Regions from separate parts of the Homo sapiens genome. Here region 2 is linked to region 1. The links are chromatin contacts, found by Hi-C or POLR2A ChIA-PET in ENCODE. All regions are on one chromosome and are shown on one strand. The core of a region is the stretch at or near the end of the contact, and the rest is flanking DNA. Distances in the headings are between cores, read along the strand shown. Region 1 overlaps KDM1B (lysine demethylase 1B). Region 2 overlaps DEK (DEK proto-oncogene).

Region 1 (3,048 bases), core at 523-3,022:
AAGCGATCCACCTGCCTTGACCTCCCAAAATGCTGGGATTATAGGCATGAGCCACTGAGCCTGGCCAGTTTCTAGCTTTTTTTGAATACAAATAATGCTCCTTTGAACATTTTGTAATACTTTTGTTGGTGCAGATATACAAGAGTCTCTCTCTGGAAAATATAACCCAGTTAGAATTGCTGGATGTGTCATACGTATTTTCAGTTCTAAAAGATAATGTCAAATGATTGTGCATTTTAAATGTTCGTATTTTGTCACCGCCCTTCGTGGTTGTTATATGCCTTTATTTTCCACCAGGAACATCCTTATGATCTCATGTGCCTGTCTCCCCACACTCTCACTTTTTTTTTTTTTTTGAGATGGAGTCTCGCTCTGTTACCCAGGCTGGAGCGCAGTAGCGCAGTCTCGGCTCACTGCAACCTCCACTTTCCGGGTCCCAGTGATTCTCCTGCCTCAGCCTCTCCAGTAGCTGAGATTACAGGCACCTGCCACTATGCCTGGCTAATTTTTATATTTTTAGTAGAGACAGTTTTTCACTATTTTGGCCAGGCTGGTCTCAAACTCCTGACCTTAGGTGATCCACCCACCTTGACCTCCCAAACTGCTGCTCAACCTCCCGAAGTGCTGGGATTATAGGCGTGAGCCACAGAGCCAGGCCTCCAGACACTCTGATTTATACATTGTTTCATAAAAATGCTTTTCTTTGCCAGCCTGATAGGTGAAAAGAGATATCTTATTGAAGATAAATGGATACCTGAGACTATATTTTATAAGCAACCCTAATTTAACACTTGGTTTTCTTTTGTAGCCTGAGACCTCAGATCATTGTTCCCTCCCAGAGGATCTAGTGAGTATTTCCGGATGGTGTGGATTGGGGTTAATTGTGCCTTTGATGATAAGTGTTACAAGGAAATGATAGTAACAGCTTCATGAATTTCTTTCTCTTTGGTTGCTGATCAGTGACTTTTTAATCTAACATGGTAACTATATTATGAAAATGTTAGCAATAGTGATATTATGGGTAGTCCTGTCCCCAACTTAAAAAATAAAAATAAAGTTATGTTGCTTTTCATTAAAAGGAAACAAAGAGGAAGACACAGCTCTCCTGCCTTGCTCTAGGGCTCAGGCTTGCTGTACTTGTTTTTCAAGGATGACTTTGTGACCTTTTCTCCACTTGAGTCCTCCTAAGAAAAGCACAAGAGGGCCACAATTTGATCGTCTTGGCCTGGATTCAGCTGCAGGAGTGTTCTTATGCATTCTGACCTCAGCATGTTGGCTTTGTCCTGTCCTCATGCAGATATGGCAGGGGGAGCAGTACTTCCAGCTGGCAAAGCTGGTCACATTTCCTCTGTTTTCATAAGACTTTGCTACCTGAGTTGACAAACTTCAGTGTACCATGTAACCAGATTCGGTGACTGTTTCAGAAAAGAGGTTTTTAAATTTTGGGTTTCTTGAGTTTCTAGAATCCTGAGTCATTCTGATTTTCAGTGATTCAGGATTGGATTGTTCTAGATGTCTGAAACTCAGGAACTACGATAGCTTTTCAGGCAAAGACAGCATTGACTTTTAGCAAATCTACTTTAAATCCATTCTGTTATATAAAAGGGTGTTTGCATGTGTATTAGTCCGTTCTCACGCTGCTTGCTATAAAGAACTGCCTGAGACTAGGTAATTTATGAAGGAAAGAGGGTTAACTGACTCACAGTTCTGCATGGCTGGGGAGGCCTCAGGAAACTTAGAATCATGGCAGAAGAGGAAGCAAATGTGTCCTTCATGATGGCTGGAAGGAGAAGTGTCAAGCAAAGGGGGAAAAGCCCCTTGTAAAACCATCAGATCTCATGAGAACTCATTATCACAAGAACAGCATGAGGGTAACTGCCCCTGTGGTTTAATTACCTCCTACCAGCTCCCTGCCATGACACATGGGGATTATAGGAACTACAATTCAAGATGAGATTTGAGTGGGGACCCAGCCAAACCATATCAGTATGTATATATGTGTGTGTGTGTACACACACACACACACACACACACACATTTTTTTTCCAGGCTCCAGAATAGACATTTTTTTTTTCCCCGAATTCCTGGAGCATAAGTGTCAGATTGCATTTAGAAAAGCCTGTCTACCATGGATTGTGGCAGTGTTGCTTTGGAAGCCACATAGACTTTCTTTTTATTTCAGTAGTCATCATGAGAAGGCTCTGATTTGATGACTCCATGTTAAGTCAACTCTGGAACAGTATCACGTATTTGAAGACTGAAAATAACTGCTTTTGTTCAGTTCTACATTTGGCGTCTTATTTTGATGTTTGCAGTGTACTTTTCCCTCTGAAAGTTTTTTAGTAGCCTTTGGCAAAAAGCGGTAATACTTACTACTTGGGAGCATTATTTTTTATGCCCAGTTTCCCAATTTTAACTATCTTGAGGTCCTAAGTTAAAGGCGGGGGGCTTGAATGATAGATGATTACTGAGCAGAGATGCATTTTTCACATCAGACTTAAACCTAGGCTTGCGATCTAGTAAATGGGCACAGCTTTCAGACTCACCTGGCATTGGGGAGCTTATTTTGGGGGAGGGATAAGGGAGGCTGTTGCCATATGTCAGAAAGAATTCTGTCTGGGAGACATTCTTGCCAGGTGTTATCAGCCCATTTTTGTTTCTACATCTGTGTGTGTAGAGCTCTGGAATAGAATTGTTAAGTCTGAGCAAGAAAAAGCATAGCGGGTTAAGGACAAGTGAAACGAAGAGAACCCTCTGTCCCTGGCAGAATCTGCATGTACATTTCTTGTCTGTCCTTGTCTCTCTTCTTCCTGTCTGGCCCATTGCAGAGAGTATTGGAAGTTTCCAACCATTGGTGGTACTCTATGCTCATCCTACCTCCTTTGCTGAAAGACAGTGTGGCAGCGCCCCTGCTGTCTGCCTACTACCCTGACTGTGTTGGCATGAGCCCCTCCTGCACCAGCACAAACCGCGCCGCTGCCACTGGCAATGCCAGCCCTGGGAAGCTGGAGCACTCCAAGGCTGCCCTCTCCGTGCACGGTGAGAGCC
Region 2 (2,960 bases), core at 388-2,887, 56 kb after region 1:
ATAGTAGATACGACATGGCCCGCAAACATCTATAGTAATACGTCATGTCATTTATACAGAATTTCATTTATCTTTAGCAACCAGCTGTAAATTCTTCTGTGACAAAGTTAAGGTAGGAATTTGGTAAAGTCTCTTTTTTAGATTAATGCTGAGTTAAGAAATCATGAAAGCTGAACAGTAAAACTACTAATGAATTTGTATCTTGTGCTTTAGTCCTGCAGGTTTTCATCACTTCGGCTGCCCTGAAGGTTATTAGGTATAGGAGGAATAGGTCTCTGGAAAATGGGGGCATCTCAAAGGACATACCTTGGTATTAGGACACAATGGACAATTTTTGTCTGTCAAGGTAAATATGGGTAACCAGAATTTGGAGGTAACAGAAAAAAACACAGGGAGAGCTGACAAGGCAAGTTAAACAATGTCCCCTTTAATTTTACATGAACTTTCAAATCTTCATTACTTTCATTCCTCCCCTGTACTTAGGAAAACCCCACTCATGATTCTAAACCTAGCTTAACAATTACCTCCTCTAAATCTTTCACAATACCATCAATTTGATTAATCCATACTCTCAAAGTACTTGGCCTGCAATTCATTATCCCTACTTTATGGAAGGTATTGTGAAGCTGTAAGAACAAGGGTGTTACAGCCAAACATCCTGATTCCTGAGCACCTGTATATGTTTTTGAAGCTCCAGAGGTGACTCATCTAGCTATACCACATAAAATGAAAAGCACATTTATGGACTAGATTTGTCACCAAGACTTTTCTTTGAAGTGCCAGATAGTAAATATTTTCAGCTTTCCCGGCTACATATAATCTTTGTTGCATATTCATTTTTTTAAACAATCATTTAAAAATGGAAAAACCATTCTGAGCTTGAGGGCTGTATAAAAACAGGCTGTAGGCTGGACTTGGCATACAGGCTACACTGCCTGCTGATTCCTAGATTTTGAATTATTGGAGCTATATACAGTAAAGGCAGGAACCAGACAAAGCAATCAACAGGACAATTCCTCCAATTATCAAGTTTTTAATAGCTTTTAGTTTTAAGTTCTGATAAGCACAAGTGGATTTATACTCATTAACTTTCTTAAAGCTATTGCTTAAAATCAAATTTTGATCTAAATCAGGAATTCTAGAGAGAACTCTGAAGATAGAAGTACATAAACAAGAAGCTTTAGAAAGAATAGGAAGCCATGCACGGTGGCTCAACCCCGTAATCCCAGCACTTTGGGAGGCCAGGAGTTCGAGACCAGCCTGGCAACATCGTGAAACCCCGTCTCTACAAAAAATTAGTCAGGCGTGGTGGCATGCACCTGTGGACCCAGCTACTAGGGTGGCTGTGCCACGAGAATTGCTGAACCTGGGAGGTGGAGGTGGCAGTGAGTATCGATCGTGCCACTGTACCCCAGCCTGGGCAACAAAGCAAGACTCTGTCTCAAAAAAGAAGAAAGAATAATACGGCAGTCTCCCTTTATCTATGGTTTCTCTTTCTGCATGTGGTTTCAACTACCTGTTGTCAACCATAGTCTGAAAATATTAAATGGAAAATTCCAGAAGTAAACAACTCATAAATTTAAAATTGCATGCTGTTCTGAGTAGTGTGATGAAATCTCATGTCATCCTGCTCACTCCTGCCCGGGATGTGAATCATCCCTTTGTCCAGCATATCCACACTGTAGATGCTCCCAGAACCTTGGCCCATTAGTCACTAGCAGCCATCTTGGTTATCCTATCAACTGTTGCAGTATCATTGTGCTTGTGCCCAAGTACCCTTATGTGACTTAATAATGGCCCCAAAGCCCAGAAGTAGTAATGTTGGCAATTCAAACATGCCAAAGAGAAGCCATAAAGTGGGTTCTTTTAAGTGAAAGCTCTTTACTCAAGGAAAGAAAAAAATCATATGTTGAGGTTTCTAAGATCTATAGTAAGAACAAATCTTCTATATGTGAAATTGTGAAGGGAAAAGAACTTTGTGCTGGCTCTGCTGTCAAACCTCAAACTGCGAAAGTTATGGCCACAGTGCAGGATAAGTGCTTAGTTATGATGAAAAAGGCATAATTTGAGGGTGGGAAACGTGAACAGAAACATGTCCCAAATGACAGCAATCGGGCTTGGCATGATCTGCAGTTTCAGGCATACACTGGGGGTCTTGAAATGTACTCCGTTCAGGTAAGAGGTGACTACTGTGAAGAGAAAGCACTAAAAAAGGTTTCTTATATATTTATTATAACCTCAAATACAAAAATGAGGAGACATACCTCACCTCTCATGGAGTCAAGACTAAATGAGATGCAAGATGTGAAAGCACATGGTATATACACTTTGAATAGTTTCTTCCTTGCAGTTGCTAATAAATGCTTACTGAGTGGTACTTCCTGGAAGACCAGAGGACGTGTCTCATTTTTTTTTTCTCCCACTTAGTAAAATGCTCAGGTATAGAATAAGATAATCATTTTGAATGAGTGAGAATAATGAACCTACCACCAAACATATTAGTCACACAACAATGCCCAGCTTCATGGGTTCTCTATAGCATGGGTTCAACCTACATTACCTTAGTTTCATCTCTCATTGCTCTACTTCTGGGCACACAACTCTAACCACGAGTTAGTCAAAGGCACCCTGCCTTCCCTGTTCCTTATCTTTGTTCACACGTACAACTTTCCTCTCCATTCCCAAGGTCAACTTGAATTGGTAGTACTTCCACTTCTACCCAAAGCCTTTCCTCAAGAGGCATGAAGATTTTCCTTCTTTAGAAATCCTATAATGCTAAGTATCAAATGGCATTTGCTTGGAAAATATCTTCTGTAACCCTAACAGCATTTAGCATACTCCCAATTCACTGACTTGAGCAATCAAAAAGTGGTTACCTCAGAAATCAAAAGCCAGTGGGCAACAGAGCAAGAACCTCTCTCTACAAAAAATTTAAAAATTGCTAGCCACTTGGTGGCAGG

The links. A loop is a pair of places that touch in the nucleus more often than their neighbours do. ChIA-PET counts read pairs that join two places held with the same protein, here RNA polymerase II (POLR2A).
Region 2: a map with no recorded cell type shows a loop between it and region 1 (3-fold over the local background). The contact joins two enhancer-like sites. A Hi-C loop is called at or near these places in 1 of 168 maps with a recorded cell type or tissue (CD14-positive monocyte) and 2 of 37 single-sample maps with no recorded cell type. POLR2A ChIA-PET finds 5 or more read pairs at or near these places in 8 of 52 experiments (GM12878, H1, OCI-LY7 and 4 more).

Annotation. Positions count from the first base shown.
Region 1 is chr6:18,184,964-18,188,011 of GRCh38, forward strand. KDM1B (lysine demethylase 1B) reads left to right here. Exons shown (of 22, transcript NM_001364614.2): 8 at 809-847; 9 at 2,829-3,039. Among named protein-coding and RNA genes, the nearest start is that of KDM1B, 31 kb to the left of the region's middle. Within about 2 kb of position 1,773, at least 4 of the 41 ENCODE cell types and tissues checked have a DNase peak (open chromatin) inside an H3K27ac peak, as active enhancers do; they include CD14-positive monocyte, where a contact is called at or near this core.
Region 2 is chr6:18,240,919-18,243,878 of GRCh38, forward strand. All of the region lies in intron 7 of DEK (DEK proto-oncogene), which reads right to left. Among named protein-coding and RNA genes, the nearest start is that of DEK, 22 kb to the right of the region's middle. RefSeq lists an enhancer at 1,520-1,814. Within about 2 kb of position 1,638, at least 5 of the 41 ENCODE cell types and tissues checked have a DNase peak (open chromatin) inside an H3K27ac peak, as active enhancers do; they include CD14-positive monocyte, where a contact is called at or near this core.